Regions from separate parts of the Homo sapiens genome. Here regions 1 and 2 are each linked to region 3. Evidence: chromatin loops called from intact Hi-C (ENCODE). Cell type or tissue: heart right ventricle. All regions are shown on one strand. Each heading gives the region's core, and the rest is flanking DNA. Links, peaks and the distances in the headings are about the cores only.

What was found. A loop is a pair of places that touch in the nucleus more often than their neighbours do. Peaks named below come from ENCODE experiments on the same cell type or tissue, not always from the same donor. Only the 100,000 strongest peaks of a DNase experiment are listed, where the experiment ranks them.
Region 1: it touches region 3 in a loop (9-fold over the local background); 24 of 110 quality-filtered maps call a loop at or near these places.
Region 2: a loop joins it to region 3, with 4 times the contacts of the local background. A loop is called at or near these places in 16 of 110 quality-filtered maps.

Annotation. Positions count from the first base shown.
Region 1 is chr11:19,711,320-19,717,400 of GRCh38, reverse strand. It overlaps NAV2 (neuron navigator 2), which reads right to left and starts at 4,564. Exons shown (of 38, transcript NM_145117.5): 1 at 3,439-4,564. The coding sequence starts at 3,705. It overlaps LEISA1 (lncRNA enhancing IL-6/STAT3 signaling activation 1), which reads left to right and starts at 2,729. Exons shown (of 1, transcript NR_015384.2): 1 at 2,729-6,081. RefSeq lists silencers at 4,496-4,689, 4,330-4,859. In heart right ventricle, for the core only: CTCF peaks have their summits at 2,737 and 4,774; DNase peaks (open chromatin) are centred at 2,570, 4,118 and 4,680; H3K4me3 peaks cover 4,529 bases; H3K27ac peaks cover 5,000 bases.
Region 2 is chr11:20,108,358-20,114,438 of GRCh38, reverse strand. All of the region lies in intron 36 of NAV2 (neuron navigator 2), which reads right to left. Among named protein-coding and RNA genes, the nearest start is that of DBX1, 49 kb to the left of the region's middle. RefSeq lists enhancers at 1-262, 1,067-1,966, 1,967-2,866. In heart right ventricle, for the core only: a CTCF peak has its summit at 3,386 (motif pointing right); DNase peaks (open chromatin) are centred at 1,818 and 3,356; H3K27ac peaks cover 2,832 bases.
Region 3 is chr11:19,561,136-19,567,216 of GRCh38, reverse strand. It overlaps a transcript of NAV2 not described here. Among named protein-coding and RNA genes, the nearest start is that of MIR4486, 11 kb to the left of the region's middle. In heart right ventricle, for the core only: a CTCF peak has its summit at 3,028 (motif pointing left); DNase peaks (open chromatin) are centred at 2,696 and 2,996; H3K4me3 peaks cover 777 bases; H3K27ac peaks cover 1,301 bases.

The DNA.
Region 1 (6,081 bases), core at 770-5,769, 150 kb before region 3:
TTGGCCTTTCCTTTGAGCACCTTGGATACCCAGCCCCAAGCATGCCTCTGAGGCCTCCCTGTGTTGTGCCCTGTTGCCCTGTGTATATCAGTTATGCCTCCCAACTAGATTATAAAATCCCCAAGGCCCAGGCCATGTCCTATTTGCCTCGTAGATCTGCCAGAGCAGGATGGAAAAAGAAAGCAATGAAGAGTGGGAAGACCGCAGGCCTCAAAGCCAGACCAACCTTGCTGGACTCCCTGCCCTGCCACCCTGGATGACCGAGAGCAAGTGGCTGTACCTTGCTAAGCCTCATCTAGCTCAATGGTTACAGCAATGGTCTTATAAATCAGGGCCTGCAAGTTCTAAGACAGTCTCTGTGTTTCTCCCTGTACAATATCATGGTTAAAGACATGGGATCTAGTGCCAGACTGCCCGAGTTCTAATTCTACCTTTGCTACTCACAAAGTTACCAAACTGGTCTTTGCCTCAGTTTTCATATGTGTAAAATGGGGATAATAACATTTATCTCATTTGATTGTAATAAGAATAAAATTAGTTTTTAATGTAAAGTCCTTAGAACAATTCCTGGCACATAGAAAGTGATATATAAGGATTTGGCCATTATTACCATTGTTATTATTGTTACCATGTTGTTACTGTCATAGAAAATGGATGTATCAGACCTGATTTAAGTGTTTCTGTAAAGATGAAATGAGATTATATGTAAAGAGCCTCACCCATCAGGCACTCAGAAAGTGGACATGCCCTTCCCTCATCTTCCCGTTCTGCCTGGTACTGTACTAGAAAGGTGATAGATGTTCTACAGATCCTTGGAACAGATTGATACCTTTCCAGGGGCTTGAGAGAATAAGCCATATCTTTTCTCATTTACGGGCTATTAATGTTGATTCAGCATGCCCCATCTCTTAGGTTAGCAATATAAATAGCTACTTTTATTAAGTGTTCCTTATTTGCCAGACACTGCACTGAACACTTTACGTTATTTTTCTTAATGCTCACAACTCTAATGGTTGTTCATGCTCATTTTTTAATAGATGAGAACACTAAAGCCCAAAGAAATTAATCAAGGTGGTCACCTAGCTAGTATATGACAGACGCAAGACACCAGCGATACCCATCTGACTTTAAAAGCTATGTTATCAGCCACTACACAACCCAATCTCCTGCCAAAAATCCCCTGAATAAAAGGGGAGTCAGGGGCCCCAAGAGAGCATTTGCCATTTAATTCATTGTTTCCTGAGTATCTTCTAATAATATATACCAAATTTGGGACCTGGAAACTACCAGATGGCCAGTCAGACACAGTCCTCATGCCATAACCAAGAGACTGTTTTGGAGGGGGAATGGGTACCCTATCAGGCAGACTGTGGGAGAAGCCCTGGCAAAGAAGGTAAAATCCCATTGGCCAAAATCACTTTGATGTCAGCTGTGCAGACAGGGATCTGCCACAGGGAAGAGCCCCCAGAACCCCTGGGCACTGGCAAACGAGGGCAGGCAGGTAAAAATCAGGGTAGTCCACTGGAAGTGGCCAATTTCCTTAGCAGTCCATCCAAACTATGTTCACCATCAGTACACAAGGGCCCATTGAGGGCGAGAGAGGTGAAATGGGGGGATTATGGACCAAGGGCAAAAGAGGGAAGCAAAGTCTTGAGGGAAGTGGACTGTTCCAGCCCCTCAGAGAGAAGCTGAAGAACATTTTTTTTCACGGACAGGGTGATGAATCACCTTTCCAGAGCCTATGCACTGCCAGTCCTCTGACAATGTTTGTTAAATGAAGGGTCAAACGGGCAAAGGCAGAACAGCTGCCTGGATATGAACAATCCCAGCATGGACTTTCCCTCTCATTCCTCGGGTGCTCCTCATCAGGCTCGAGGGTATGTGTCACCTCCAGTCCCGAGTCACTGTACTGACCTCCCACCGACTGCCCACTACACCTCATAAACCCCAAGTCCATGGATGAAGGGAAACCCCATGCAGAAGTGTACCCTGGTGCTCACCCCCATGGCAGAGCCCACTGGACAAATCCTGTACGTAACAACAGAAGAAGAGCAGAGCACAAAACCCTCACAGAGGCAGGCCCCCGGAGCACTGGAGGAAATCTTGCCTTCCTCCCACACACCATCACTCAAACCTGTCAGCTTCCAAAAATGTTTAGCAAGTGCAGCAGCAAGGGGCATGCTTATCAGCCTGGTGTGGGAGCTTAATCTGCTTTGAGGGCCTTCTCCAGCCCAGAGTTCCAAAAGTCTGCTTACAATTAGCTTCAGCTCCAGTTCCCGCATCAGAAAGCCTAGGAACGTGTTGAGCTCTAGCCTCTGATCAGAGAAAGCTCCAGGAGAAGGTGGAGATGGTGTCAGCAGGGAAGTATGTGCCAAAAAGGTCAGCTGGTCTGTTGCCATTTTCCTGACACCAGCCCCAAACCACCTCCCCTCTGGCTTCCCGCCTCTCCTAACCGGACAGTCACATCCGTCAGGTCGGCCTGTCCCCAAAAGTCCCTGCTGACTGACTGCCAAGAAAATATAGCCCCCTCCTACCAGAAGAAGGGGGAAATGGAGCGGGGAGGACCAAGAGAACCTGATTGGCCCTTGCTAATTTCTGTAAAAGAGATTGCACGGCCAGGGCTTGTCTGGATGCAGGCTCTGTCTGGAAAGGTAGGAGTCACCAATTCTCTTCAAGCCATCTCCCATCCCCACGCCCCGTCACTCGGGCTACCAACACCAGGATCTACCACCCAGGAAGGAGGGGCTTAGCTTCGGCCGCCATTCTGAGGCAGCCACCTCCACCCCCACCCCCACCGCAACAGCCAGCCAAGGCGCTAGGAGTCTCCAGCTGCCGGCCTCAGCTGGTGCACTAGTACCGCAGTCCCAGCACCTTGCCCGGAATCCCGTCACCCCGCAGGATGGGGCAGGGACAGGTCATCTTCAAGCCAAGGGAAGAGCAGGTTCACTGCCACCCGCGATCCCCTTTTCTTCCTGGATCTTACAGCCAGGCTAGGGGGCGTCGAACCCAATGGGGCCTTAGATCATTCCTTGTCCGGAACAGAATCTCTGCGGAACCGCCAGACAGACACACAGCTGCTGCTGCGGATACTGGCTTCTTGGGGCCAAGACCTCAACATGCAGGACCTCACATTTCCAGCGATGCACACGTTTTTTGAGAACATCCCGACCTTTCCTCCTCCCCAGGAAGATGCTGCAGACGTGCCCGCCATCCCAGGTCTCGAAGAGCTCTTAAGGCAAACCTCCGGCACCCGGGCCACACCCACCGGCCGGCCCACTCTCCTCGCGCATCCCCCAACCTGCCGGCCTAAGGGGAATGGTTCCCTTCCCTGGCCACATGGTAGACCCTTCTCCCATCCAGCCCTTTCTCCCACACCATCCCGAAAGAACTATTCATCCATCCTTCCAGAACAGTACCCCGGCAAACGGCATCTCTCACCTGGGTATCGAACCCGTTTTCCACCGAGCCGCTCTTCCGCAGCGGGAGCCCCTCCCCCGCTGGCTCCTGCAGCCCCTGCAGCACCTGCGATTTCAGGGGGATCTGGCTAGGATAGGTGGTCTTGCTCACCTCCACCTTGCTTCCCAACTTCAGGTAGCAGGGCTGGGGGCCCGCCCGGGCCGGGGGCACGTGCAGGATGGGCGCGGCGCTGTGCACGGGTTTGGGCAGTCCCGACTTCATTTTGGAGGCGACCAGGATGGCCGGCATCTTCTCCCGGGGCTTGGGCTTTCCCAGCACGTCCCTGGCAGCGGCGGCGGGGGCGACCGCTAAAGGCAGCGCGGGTAGCAGAGCAGGCGCCGGGCCTTAGCCCACGAGGCGCCCACCACCAGCGGCTAAAAAAAAAATCCCCAGGTCGGGGAACTCGAAGCAATCGGGCGAGCGCGCCTTTGGGGTGCCGGGATGGGAATGGGGGACTGGCCACGGCGCTCAGCGGGTCCCACCTGGACGGATGCTGCCGCCGGGTCTCACACCTCTCCTGGGTGGCCTTTCAAGAGCTCTGGGCGCTCAGGGGCTGCCGCCTCTTGCAAATTTCCTCCTGGGAAACAGAGGCTTGGACGCCCATATTAACTTGTCACTGCATCTCCGAAGTGAGGAGGCCCCTTTGGAAGAGACAGAGGCGGCGGCGACCCACGAGTCCCGTTCCGGAGGCTACGGGTCTGAGCCGGCGAGAGAAAGAGCGAGCAGCCAAGGAAGGAAAGGAGACAGCAGCGAAGGAAGGAGAGAAGAAGGGCGCAAGGGTCCCAAGACGTCTCCACCGAGAGGCAGCTGCCACCCTGCTCGCGAGCACCGCAGTGTCACCCGCGACGCAGCAGAGGTGCGGCAAGAGCCCCCGAAAGGTCTCTCTTGGGGTGACAGTCACCGCTGCCCAGAAGGCCCCCGGACTGAGAGCACCTTAGCGCCTGCGGGTCTGCACATGCTCCGTGAGCTAGATAGAGGCAAGGCTGTGGCCGTGGGGCGCGGGCGCCGGGACGCGCGGCTGGCGGGCCGGGCAGGGCTGCGCTCGGGAGCGGCCGCCGCGCTTCCCGGGAAGGCTGCGCTGGCTGCGGGGCTCAGCGCAGGGGAGGACAGGCTGCTGCCGGCGCTGCTGCGGCGCGCGCTGACAGCCGGGGCCGCCCCGGCGCGCCCATTGGTCCACGGTGCGCCAATCAGCGGCCGCGGGTCTCACTGCAAAGAGGGTGTGGCCTAAACTCTGGCCGCCGCCGAAACTCTGGGGCCGCGCTTGGCCGCGAGTACAAAGCGGGCTGGTGGCCGCTTTGCGGCACTGCCCCGGCCGCGCGCCTCCCGGGGGGCCCACACCCCTGCGTTCCTGAAACCCTTCTTTTGAAAAATGCCCTTTCGAACGCAACCGTCCGCCCCAGAGCCACGCGGGCACGGCTCGAGGGAAGTTTGTTTCCTTTTTCAAATTGCTCCGGTCACCTTAACGGTTTGAGTCTTCCGGAGTCACGCCCGCAGCCTCGCTGCCCCCATCTGGCTTGGGCAGGGCCGAAGCTCGTCTCCCGCTTTAAGAGCGCGCCAGCCATTTCTCTGCCTGCTCTTCCAGGCCGGCTGGGCGGGGGGCCTCCCAACGGCTTCCTCTCCAGTTTTCAAAGGCTGCACATTTCACTTAACTATTTGAAGTATTTATAGGCAAATACAATACGCAGGGAAGCTTCCCGCCCCGAGACAGCTCCTCCACGCAACCTACCACAGACTCTGTAATTAGAGTGGCCTGAAGAAGCCGGGAGAGGCTCCATGACCCCGGCAGGCTCTGGCCAAACCTTGCTGCGTTTCATGGAGCCCCTCCCTGTCCGCGCCTGGGACGCACTGGCCCCAACAGGTTCCTCGACTCGAATTCGCTGTTTGGGTTGCTCTGTGGTTTCCTCGCTGACTGAAAGTGGATGAGAATAAGAAGGAAACTGAGAGATGATCAGGCAGGCCAGCCTTCGCGATTTATGAATGAGGAGCCTCCCACCCTGTAGAACTGCTTGGATTAGAAGTGGGCAAGTTATTTAAGCTTACATGCATGCTTATAAAGCTTCTGTTTTCACATGTAGTAAGGTGGAGGCTTGACGACATTTACCTAATGAGCTGTTGTTTGGATTAAATGAGATGGTTGGTGCATGGCAGTCATTTAGCACAAGTACCTGGCAATGTAAGAGACCAATAAAAGCTGGGCTTTATTTTCCCTGTTGTTAAATTACTGCTGCTTTCCCCCAAAGTCATCTCTGTTTATAAACTATTTGTCTTTCTTCTTTGTTTCCAGGACACTTTGTGCCCACCCTATAGCCTGATCTTCAGTGCTGATAGCATTGATTTAGAATAACTCAGATGCTATTAACTCTGTCCCCCTGGAATTCATGTTAAACCCGTAATCCCCAGTGTGATGGTATTAGGAGGTGGGGAACTTTAGGAGGTAATAAGGTCAAGACAGTGGAGCCCTCATGATAGGATTAGCACTCTTATTAGAAGAGACAGGAGAGAGATGCTTTCTTACTGCCTTGTGAGGACACAGAAGGCAGTCTTCTGTGGACCAGGAAGAGGGCCCTTACCAAGAATCTGATACCGTGTTGGCATCCTAGTCTCAGACTTCCAGCCTCTAGTACT
Region 2 (6,081 bases), core at 291-5,290, 550 kb before region 3:
AGATGCAGACAGTTCGAGGTGCTAAGGCTGAAGGCAGCATGACCCAGTGGTCTAGAATACAGGCTTTGGAGTCAGGCTGATCTAGGTTCATGTCTCAGCTCTGCCACTGACTCACCGTGTGACCCTAAACTCTGAGCCTTGATAATCCAATTTGAAAAACTGGCTTTTGGGGAAAAACAATGACCTGATTTGAAGCATTTGCCAACATCCATGGTACAATCCCACCATGACTGACTTCAAACCACTGACATGATGTCACTGGATGTGGAGTTGGAAAAAGGTGCTATCAGCTTTCAAGAGCCAGCTCTAGTACTCCATTTGGTGCATCTACCCAAAGAATACTGCCTACATACCTTGGGTTCTGGGCACCAACACTGCAGGCAGAGGTCACAATGGCCCTGGCTTAATATTTACTTTGATTTTGTATTGAGACAAGGTTTTGCAATGTTGCTCAGGCTGGAGTATAGTGGCATGATCATGCTCCCTGTGGCCTCAATCTCCCGGGCTCAAGTGATGCTCCTGCCTCAGCCTCCCAAGTAGCTGAGACTACTTGTGTGCCACCATGTCTGGCTAATTTTTAAAACATTTTTTTTTAAGAGATGGGATCTCTCTATATTGCCCAGGCTGGTCTTGAACTTCTGGGCTCAAACAATCCTCGTGCCTTGGTCTCCCAAAGGTCTGGGATTATAGGTGTGAGCCACTGTGCTGGGCTGGTCCTGGCTCAATAAAACCCCGTTTCTTGAAATGGGTCTGACTCTTACAGCCCCTATATAGAAGTGCTACTCCTTTTCAAAACAGCAAATTGCTAACAGAGGTTGCACATAGGCAGTGAAATTATGAGGGCTTCTCTCTTGTCATGTATTTCTCAAAATTCCATAATAGCTAATTGGCTCTTAAAACAGTAAACTATATTATCACTTAATTTTATGGTAAGATCAACACCATGCCTCCAAGCTCCTTTTCTTAAGCCTCAATTATCTAATGGTAAAATGATTTTAGTGACCATTACTAGCAATTTCAAGAAATACATACATTCTTTGAAGAACAGAAACCTAGACTGGCCCAACACGAGGCTCTGTATATTACACAGCTAGGTATAGGCTTTATATTTTTCTCCTTTAACACCACCACATCTTCCAGCTGACTTTGTGCCAGGTACCGTGAGAAATGCTTTACGAATACCTTGCTTAACCACCGTGCAACTCCAAGAGGAAGTACTAATATCCGTGATTTACAGATGAGGAAATAGGCCCAGGGAGGAGAGAAGCCAGAATTGGAAACTAAGTATGTTCAATTCCACGGCCCACTAGTTTGGCCCACTTGGTCCATGTGGCAGGACATGCTCACAGCCAGGGCAGTGTCACCTGTAGTTCTGCAGAGAGGACTCTGCAGGGGGCCTTAGAGCACAGAGACTAAAGAGTCCTGTGGGCCACCACGGCTGCAGTGTGTCTCTAGGGTGGCCACGGCTGTCTGTCTGTCTGTCTGCTCTCCCTGCCCTCCCGCGAATCCTGCCGTGGAGAGGGTACAGAGAGCAAGGTGCTGACAACAGTGTGAAGCTGAGCTCTGAACCAACAAAACCACGTCTTTCCAAGGGGAAGGAGCTGGGGCCACCTAGCCCCACCCCCTCATTTACCAGATGGGCCAATCAAGGCCTGAAGAGCAGAGCCCGCTGAGAAAGGCTGTCAGGCAGAGCCCGATTTGAACCTAGAACCTCAGCTTCCTTTGCCAGGCCTTTTTCCTCTCCACCCCTCCTGACTGACACCACCTTGAACAACTCTGAGTCATGTGAGCCACGTGACTCAGCCAGACCCAGAGCAGGGAGACGCGGAGCAGGCTGTTGGCCAGATATCAGTGTGACAGCCTGCTGGGCTCATTGTCCCTGCCAGCAGTGCCCATACTCCCATGACTGTCTGTGCCATCTGGGACCTCTAGCTATGATTTCTGTCAGGGAAGCTGCCCACCCTGCCCCTTCTCAGATGGGCCCATCTCTCTGTATTCGTGGCTATCACCCCCTCTGCTTAAGTCATGCAGCCTCCTATGACTCATTGCCTTCCCAGACACCAGCACTCCTCCCGTCCTGCGCTCTGGCCCAGTCTGTTGCTAAGTCTTCCTTAACCTGGGGCAGGAGTGAGTCTCAGGCCTAGGAGCTCAGTCTGGCATTTGAAAAGCAATTATTGTGTGAGCAGGAAGGAATCGTGTGAGGGGCATGAGTTTGTGTGTATGTGGGCATGTGTCTCAGGGCAGAAGAGAATGCAAAAGTGGGATATTTGGAGCAGAAGAAGGCTGCTCCACATTAGAACCATTTGTGCAATTTTGAGAAGTTTCTCCCTCTGAGGTCTTTCCCTGTGGAAACTGGGCTGCATTTCCCAAGCCAGACCTCACATGAGGCTGAACCAAACCCTCACAGCTACTGCTTCTGTGACAGCTACTGCTTCTGTCTCCACTCTACAGCCTGGATGAGGACATGCTCAGGGCTGCAGAATCACAGAGGCTAGAACTCCTGGAGCTGAACATGTCCTCAGAGATTATCTGGCACCATGGTTTTCAAACATTTGCTCTTCATCTCTGGTCCTCAACTGAGTAGACTGGGGAACTTTTGGGCTTCATAGAAACCAGCCTGAAAAAACACTCTTCTAGTCCAAACTTGTCAATTTATAGATGGAGAACCCAAGGCCAAGAGACGGGAGACCTGTCTGGGGTCTCAGAGCAGGCTGGATAATCCGATAAATGGCCCCACACTGACTCTGCACTGTTCCTGTTCCCTGCAGGCACCAAGCCTGCCCTGGGCACAGAGAAAGGCCTTTTGAGTTACCCTGCAGACTTTAGACACTTTGGCAAGTGTTTCCAATGACAGCTCCAAAGGGAAGCAGGGCTCAGGACTGAGTCATAAGACAAATGCACATTAGGTACATGTTAACATCATCTGCAAGAACAGAAAATATTTTTACAAGCCTCCTCACTTGTCACTGGACATGTTCAAGTCTGGGTGATGAATGGCTGGGTAAGTACTGTGGTAAGCAAAGGAAACATCATAAAGCTCCTCAGCTCCACTGCAGGCCCCGAGGGCAGCAGCAGAGACATCTGGACAGACAGACACAGAGGGGAGGACATTCACTTTCCCTAAGGCAGGAGAAGGAACCTGGCATCCCCACTGGGTCAGGAAAAATGGGAGCAGGACAACAGGGAGCTGAGACATTGAAAACTAAAACCTGGGCCACTGTGAGCCTTCTGACTGTGGGATGCAGGGGGCTCCTGGGAGGGTGTGCACATCACAGAAGGATGCATCGGCTGCACATTCAGGAAGGTCCTCCAAGCAGTTCCACAAGTGCATCTGCACTTACACGCCCTTGCAGTGCTACCTTATGCTCACTAGAGGGCGATATCATGTTTCCTCCTGGCACGGGTGTACCTGTGGGAGGGGCTACCTGGAAGCCATCCTCATCCCCTGATGACAGCAGGTCTCCTTACGTTCCCACCAAATCCATACTACCATGGGCAGCGCTCCATCCCAGCTCCTGGTGCACGGTAGCCCTGTCAGAACCCATTCTAGGGACTCCACCTGTTCTCAGCCTAGAACCTCACTCTGAACTGCAATGTGCTCACTTCATGGCCACTTACCCGGGTTAGGTGAGGGGCAGGTGACCCTAGAGTAGGTGTGGACTCAAAGTAACACAAAGGAGAGTAGGGAATTTTAATTTTTTAAAAATAAAGGAATCCTTTTGTCAAATGAAATCATAGGGAGAACTCCACTCTATAAAATTCAGTATTTGGTTCCCCAAGCCACCTGTGGCTTCTCAGTGGAGTGATGGGTGTCCTCAGGATAGCCTGAAAATAACAGAAGTAGCCAAGGGGCCAGCTAGTCCTGGGCACCAACACGCACTCCACCATACCCTGCTGAGTGGACATGGTACGGGGCAAGAACGTCCGTGAGCCTCAGTTTCCTCATCTGTTAAGAGACTCACTGGGCTGTCAGAACTAAATGAGATCATGCACGTCGGGCCCCTAATGGTGCCTGTCAAGTAGCAGGCCCTCAAAAAACATCACCAAATGTTCCTTCAAAACCAGAGGCATGAAGAACACAGCAAGCTTCCGCAGGAATCCGCAGTCTATACAGTCTCCTGGGCTGATCAGGATGGCGAGGTCACAAGTTTGGGGCATAGTGACTCACTTTTGAGCCACTTAGTGGGATGCAAACTCTGGCCGCCTCCCTTTGCAGCTCCACACTCTTGAAAGACTAACCTTCAAATGACCTCTAAGCACAAAGCAGTGATGACTTTTCCTGCCTCACACTGAACTAGTGAGTCTTGAGATGGGAGCATGTCTCTGCTCCCTGCCCCAGATGGCTGGGGCCTCACTTTCCCATGGTGGGAAGGACGCCCAATGATCCTCTATGATCAGCTCCATCAGCAACCTCTCCTAGGTGGGAAGGGGAGTTCCTTTCCAGCCATGCCCAGAAAGCCTTCCTTTAGGTTCAGGTCCAAAGGAGCAGGGCCTTGGCACCGCCAACCACTGTTAACCAGTGAGGGGCCTGCTCAAGTGCAGCGCAAGGCTGGAGCACAGACAGGCTCCCTGCTTCCTGGTTAATGCCTTCCAGGGCAGGGGAGGCCTTTATTCAGCAGAGCCCGTGAGTTCTTCCCAGTGACTCTGAGGTTCACTCCCCTTCCTACACCAGAAGACCACATTTAGAGCAAAGATGAAGCAAATGGGAGAAGGTGAGGTGGAATCAGGGGCAAACAGTCCACCTCATCTGCCTGCAATTCTCTTTACTTTTCTTAAGCAGCTTGGGTTTCCCAGAGGTGCTGGGCATATCACACTCCCTGGAAGCCATCAATGAGAACAGAGGAGAGAAGCTTCTGAAATGAGACAGACTGCAAGAATCCAGCAGGTAGGAGATGCTTCCACTGGTCCCAAAATAGGAATGACTGAGTGGTTGTTTGGGTCTGTGGTCTTAACAAAACCATTTGATTAAGGACTAAATTATGGTCAATTTATCCACGCCAGTGACTTTACCTACCTAGGGAGGTTCTACTGCAAAGATCTAAAATCATTCATACCTTCTTGTATGAAAGCAACAGTTGATAGAGCTCTGCTAACCAATGATTTTAGGCTGGCCAAAAGTTGCCTAATTTCTTGCTTTTTTCCTGCTTTCACAATACACTTTATTAAATATGCTGACTTGAATTTGCAATGCGTATGCTCCAGTTTAGTGAAATATATCACAAGAGGCAAAATACTTTCCTTTTCAAGCTCCCTTTGTCCTGAATGCCTCTGAAGACCATCATTGCTGCTATAAATCATAGATAGAAAATAGTTGAATACTCCTCAGTTCAGCCCTACCAGAAATGACAAACACTGACTGCAGCCATTAACTTGCATTTGTCACACACGTGCCTGTGGGTGCACACCAGTCCCTGCACCCTCCACAGGCCTACGATAGCATCTTGTGTCTCCCACTGTCCAGTACCAAGGAAACAAAAAAACTCTTGGAAACCTGGCTACCAAACTGGTTTCTGGATTATTCAGCCACATGTGATGTCTGCTGATTACTAACTGTGAGTGTTAAAAGCCTACAGAACTTCTTAGGCTGCCTCCAGGCTCAACAATAAAACTATCCCAAGTTCCAAATTAATGGTAAGCTTCCAGTTAAACCCTGGGTCAAGTGAGAAGTAAAGAATTTTTGCTTTCCGGGCTGGGCACAGTGGCTCATGCCTGTAATCCCAGTACTTTGGGAGGCCAAGGTGGGTGAATTGCTTGAGGCCAGAAGTTCAAGACCAGCCTGGCCAACATGGTGAAACACCGTATCTACTAAAATCCAAAAAAAAAAAAAAAAAAGCCAGGTGTGGTAGCACACGCCTGTAATCCCAGCTACTTGGGAGGCTGAGGCACGAGAACTGCTTGAACCCAGGAGGTGGAGGTTGCAGTGAGCTGAGATTGTGCCACTGTACTCCAGTCTGGGTGACAGAACAAGACTCTGTCTAAAAAAAAATAAAAAGAATTTGTGCTTTCCAACTGCTGTCAGGCAGGAGGAACTGGCAGCCTTATGGGCCCCGAAGTTCCTAAGAGGGTAGGGGTGCTGATGTC
Region 3 (6,081 bases), core at 527-5,526:
AAAGTGAAAAGAACCAGTTGCACCCGGTCATCCTGTCCCCGGCAATAGCTGGATGTTCAAGAGAGGAGAAAAAGAAGTATCTGTGAAGCTGTCAGCAGGGAAATTCTGGAACATGGTGGAGACAGAAATATTTACTTTGCAGGGATAAATATTACAGAAACAGCCCTCCATCATCCAGTCTCTGGTCTAATGTAGATTTCTCGTTCCAGAAAGGTATCCTTATTGCCTGCAAAAGTGACAGCTGCAGAAAGTGTAGACCTTTTTCATAAAACAAATAAATGCAAACAAATAAACATAATATATGGAAGATTCTTTCTCACAGGCAATGGTGAAAATACATGGATTTGAGTTAGGCCTTTGTGGGTGTGTCTTTCAGATCCTTGGTGACCATGGGCCAGTTATCATGCCCCTCTAGACCTTAGTTTCCCTGGATGCTGGACAGAGCATATGTAAGTATCTTCACAACATGGCTGTGAGGATGGAGTGTGCCCAGGATAATGTCTGGTGTTTCATAAATATGGATTCTCTGTCTCATACTCATCTTCCTCTCTATAGCATGAACTTCCTACATAACCGGCAGTTCTGGAATATCTGAATCCACAAGCAGCTCCAACCAGCTGCCTGAGCTCCCTGTCTCAGGCACAGGGGTGGCTGCCAAAATGACACAAAGAATCTCAGTAACTGAGCCAAATGGCGTTTGCAAAACTCCTCAAGTTTATGGATCACCTTGAAGTTAAAGGTGGAATTTAGTCATGGTCTCCTTTTGACTCAGAGAGATCTTTACAAACTGGAGATCATTTGCTTGTCTGTAACAACTGCACATTAAAATGACCACCTTGGGCTGGGAGTGGTGGCTCATGCCTGTAATCCCAGCACTTTGGGAGGCCGAGGTGGGTGAATTGCTTGAGACCAGGAGTTTGAGACTAGCCTGGGCAACATGGTGAAACCCTGTTCTTACCAACAGCAACAACAAAAAAAATTAGCCAGGTGTGTTGGCGTGCACCTGTAGTCCCAGCTACTCAGAAGGCTTAAAGGTGGGAGGATTGCTTGAGCCCCAGAGGTTGAGGCTGCAGTGAGCTGTGATGGTGCCACTGCACTCCAGCTTGGGTGACAGAGCGAAGCCCTGTTTCACAAAAAAATAAAATAAAATAAAATAAAATAAAATAAAATAAAATAAAATAAAATCTCCTTGGATAGCTCTTCATGCTGCAGCCCAGTGTCCTGCGGTCTATCCATAGGTTGCTGACATTACAATTCACCAGTGCAAATGAGAGCAAGCCCAGAGCTCCAGAGGAGAAACACGAAGTCGCAAGTTCTTTTCCTCCAGCTGCCATTGGATGCCAGGCCACATCGAGCATTTCGTCTTTAGATGGCGAGACAGCCAGGAGGAAAATTGAAATGTCTGCACAGTGTTGTGTACATTGCATGACAGTGTCTTTGAAAAGCACATCTCATTGGGTGCACACATGTTTGCACACAGACATGGTTTATTTTAATGGTGTATTCAAAGCAGGGAGTGGGCTGTAGTAGTCATTTTACTGGCATTAATTTCTGTGGAAAAAAAAGGCGGGCTGTCAATTTATCACCATAGGAAAATCAATGAAATTTGAGCTTATTCCAGATACCTATGAAAGGGGTGGTTAAGGGAGAGATCAGTGATGCATGTAGCCCTTCCTCAGATGTCCTGACTCCTGGGTTCCTGGGAGCAGAGCCTAGCAAAGAACTGGTGTTTTCAAGACTGCTAATTACAAGCAAATCTCAAATTCAGAATGTGATCAAGCCACTACCGAAGCTCTCACCAAAGGACTCTTGGATGAAGAGGGAGGAGGGGACCTTTAATTGGAGAACAAATGGGAATTTGAATAATTTGAAAGATTAGGGAAATAGGAGAAGAGTACTTCCAAGGGTTTCGAGGCAGTGCGGAGTAGGAAGAAAAGCATGGGCTTTAACCTCAGCCACTGGGCTTTACAGATTTGATTGATGTAGGAGTAAACATATGTAAAAGGACAGCGATGGATCCCGGCAACATACTGGGCACACACTAGGCGGCCGGTGCCATTATTACCTTTTTCTGGAGAGGGGGCAGGCAGGGTCTCACTCTGTCATCCAGACTGAGTACAGTGGTGTGATCTCGGCTCACTGCAACATCTGCCTCTTGGGTTCAAGAGATTCTCCTGCCTCAGCCTCCCGAGTAGCTGGGATTACAGGCATCTGCCATCACTCCTGGCTATCTTTGTATTTTTTAGTAGAGGTAGGGTTTCACTATGTTGACCAGGCTGGTCTTGAACTCCTGACCTCAGGTGATCCGCCAGCCTCTGCTTCCCAAAGTGCTGGGATTACAGGCGTGAGCCACCACGCCCGGCCCAGTGTCATTATTACTTTTGCTGCTCATTGGCTGCGTGGCTCTGAGCAAGTCACCCGACCTCTTTGGGCCTCAGCCTTCCCCTCTGTGACATGCTCCTGGGGAGCCCGGTGGGAGGTACAGAATAGCACACGGTGGGCACTCAAGCGGCGGCGGACCTCCCGGCCCCCTGATTTCTAGGGGACGGCAGGAAGGGAACTAGAGGGCAGGTCTGGACACTCAGGCCCCGCCCCGCCCCTCAGCCCCTCTCGCTAAGTCTGGTGAGGCACCTCACGCAGTTGCTCCTCCAAATGGAAAAAGAACACGACGCCCAGATCAGAGCTCTGCCAAGAGTCTCCTTAGAAAGGCCCGGCAGCCAGCACTCTGCCGAGGGCCTGCCAGAGCCCGACTGGGTGGTGAAAATAAAATTAACAGCTAATGAGCCGCTTCCTGAGGCTTCAGGGAAGAGCCAGTGTCAGCCAGCGCAGGGTCTCACTTTTTGAGCAATTAGAGGAAAAGCAGGATTCTGTCTTGTGAGCATCACCAGATATTCCTGTCCACAGTGGGGGGAAAATTCGAGAAGAAACGCTGATCCCAGCCTCAGCCCATTCCCCCAGAGAGCGCCCCACCCTCAAGGATCACCAGCGCTATGCCCTGAAATGTGTTTATGCTTCCCCCTGCTGGTGGCTCTTGTCACTGCACTCCCCAAAGCCCCCGCCACAGAATGGGTAGGCCAGGCTTCTCACAGCCGCTCATCTTCCCTGGAGGGGTAGGGGTCGGGGGTTCAGGTGGGGACGGGCTCCTGATTGCAGAGGCTGCAGCTGGCCTCCATGTGAACAGGTGAAGACAGGGAATGTATCTAAAGAACGACATTACAGTAGCAGCTAATATTTATTTGTTCAATATTTAATTTATTAAATATATTTGCTTTGCTTTAATTGATTTGCTTAATATTTATTTGCAAGGTGCCAAGCCCAATGCTAAGCATTTTTCCTGCTTTACCTCCCTTAACTCTCTCAATAACCCTGTGAGGTAGTTATTACTATTCTCTTCATGTTACAGGAGGAGTCTGAAGCTCAGGCATGCTGAAGTTCATACATCTGGTAACTGGCAGAGCCCAGATTTGAACCCAGGCAAGCTTAACTCCAGATCTTCCATTGTAGTGGCGGTTCTCCAACTTTTGGGGGCATGTGAATCGCTTGGGATACATATTAAAATGCCCCATAGACCCGGGATTCAATGGGTCTTGGGTAAATAAAGCCCAGGACTCAGCATTTTAACAAGCACATTGGTGAATTCTGGTGTAGCTGATTAATGGATGCTACTTCAAGATTTACTGCAGCCCACCAGGTGCATCCCGATCCAAGGGCTCAAGTAGCAACCAAGGTGTTCATTTTACTTTACAGTTGTTACAGACAAAAATCGACTCTGGTCTATAAAGGTCCCTCTGTGTCAAAAGGAGACCATGACTAAATTCCACTCTTAGCCTCAATATTCACAAAGATCTAGCCTAAGTGTAATGGGGTTCCGACTCCTGAGTCCTGGCACCCAACTCTGTATTACTGGTAGAGCTGTGTTTGGGAAGAGAGACTGGGGAAGTGATGGAGAGCTGGTAGGGAAGGTGTTGTCCTGACTATTGGGCAGGCGTGGGAAATTCACTTCTTTTCCCTGGTCTTGGTTTGTCCATCTAAGCAATGAAAAGATTTCGGATCTTCTCTAAATTTTGAAAATTCTATCTGCCCACAATCCAAACTTTTGTATTTCTTTTGTTTTCCTGAGAGCTCTCATAGCAATCAAACTGAGCTATCCAGTGTCCCAGCTTCTGCTTTCTGATAGGTCCAGATGTTAATTGGGTCTCTGCTGGTAATGTATTTAATACCTTCTCTAGGTAGGTGAGGTGTCTTGGCAGGGCCTACTCCATGTTTTGAAGGTGACATTATTTTAGGACCCAGAGAAAACTCATGAGATTAGATGGATAGACAGAGATTCCTTGACATCTTACTGACCACACCATTAATACATATGATTGGCTCTGAATGGAACTTGGTTATGAAGCAACCCTGTCTTGTAGGTGCTACTGATGCAGATCTATAGACTAGGAGACATAAAACCTGGGCTCTGACCTGAGAACTATTGCTTTAGTGCTGCGTAAATCCACACCAGCACAGGGCCTTCATTTTTCTCTTCACAATGAGGCATTAGGCTTTGTGGTACATGGTCCCTTTCTTCCTGGATTCTGAGATGTATTAGATCAGCCAGCTCTGGGCAAGCCATGTGTCAGAGGTCTAATCCCTAATCAAACATCTTAGAATCCTATTCTGTTGCTGATTTAGTGCCTAAGCTCCAGGGCTGTCAAAACTTGAAACTGAAAAAAAAATATGAAGAGTCAAAAACATTAAGTGAAGACCCAATCCATGTCTCAAAGAGAGAGTTTATTGTAAGTATCTTATCCTGCCCTAAAGGATGCCCGGAGCCCCCAGAGATGCCCCAAAAGCTTGAGGCCCCAGGGGCTACTCTGCTTGTCAACAAGACTTTCCACCCTCTGAGAGCGGATTTGCCCCAAAGGGTTGGTGGTCAGGCATAATAACTTGATTCTGTCATGATCCACCTCACAGGCAGGTGCCGTCTTTCTATATATGGATGTTGCGAGACTAAATGAGAAAATATAGATAACACTTGGCACAGTCAGAGTTCTGTAACTGTGGATTGTTGTGATGGTTTTTGTTATTTTTACTAGTTAATCCTTATAAGGGTATCTGTAAAATGGGTATATTACCACTGCCAGGGAAATGGTTGGAAGATTAAATGAATGCAGTGTGGAGGCACGAGGCCCTCACCCCCAGAGGCTTAGTGCCTGCATCTCTGGATGGGGTGACACCCAGGCCCATCAATGGCAGGAGAGAAGAAAAGCCTGAAGTAGAAAAATGTTGGAGACCTCAGCCCTCATCTCCAGGAGCCCCCTTCATCATCCCCAGGGATGGTAGCCTGGGGCAGTGGGGCAGGATCTCTTCTTAGCCAAGGCCCAGTGGCAACCGTAACTGAGCCAGACTTGCAGGCTGTGGAGCCTTGGCCAAGTCACTTAACCTCCCTGAGCCTCAAGGGGGTTAAAACAGAGTGCAAGGCAGAGGTCCCATTCAAGGAATTCAATGCCAAGTGGTATAAGAAGCAGAAATCTTAGGAAGGGCTTCAGATAGCCACAGGCTATGGAATTTGGGATCCGTGGCAATTTAACTTAGATCTCAGGGAGTCCCCAAACACATATCTAAATTAAACAGAGTGATGAAGATAATTAACTTACTGATATCTAGTAATAATAGGTGCTTACACAATGTTCACTGATTAACAAGAGAAATTTACTGAATATATTGTACTAAATAGCTGATGAAAGCAAGGTCAAGTTCAAGTGGCCTTTGCTATAAGCCTTGGATTTCTGAATTTCATATATGTATGTGAAGGTTGAGGCTAGCAAACACAAGGGCCAGACAATTTCCTGATTTTCCCAAAATAACAGGTGGGCCCAGCAGTGTCCCCCTTCCCTGGTTTCCCGCCCGACTCTCCGTGACTGGTTAGGAGACGCTGCACCCAGATATCCGGCTTCACTCACAGCTGACCACACTGAGCAGTACCGTCATGTGAACAGAATTAGTCATCATTTTGATGAAAGTGAACAATCAAAGGAAGAAGACCCAACACACATTCTGTCTTTTATCTTCTATCAGAAATGCCTCTTTCTGACCTTA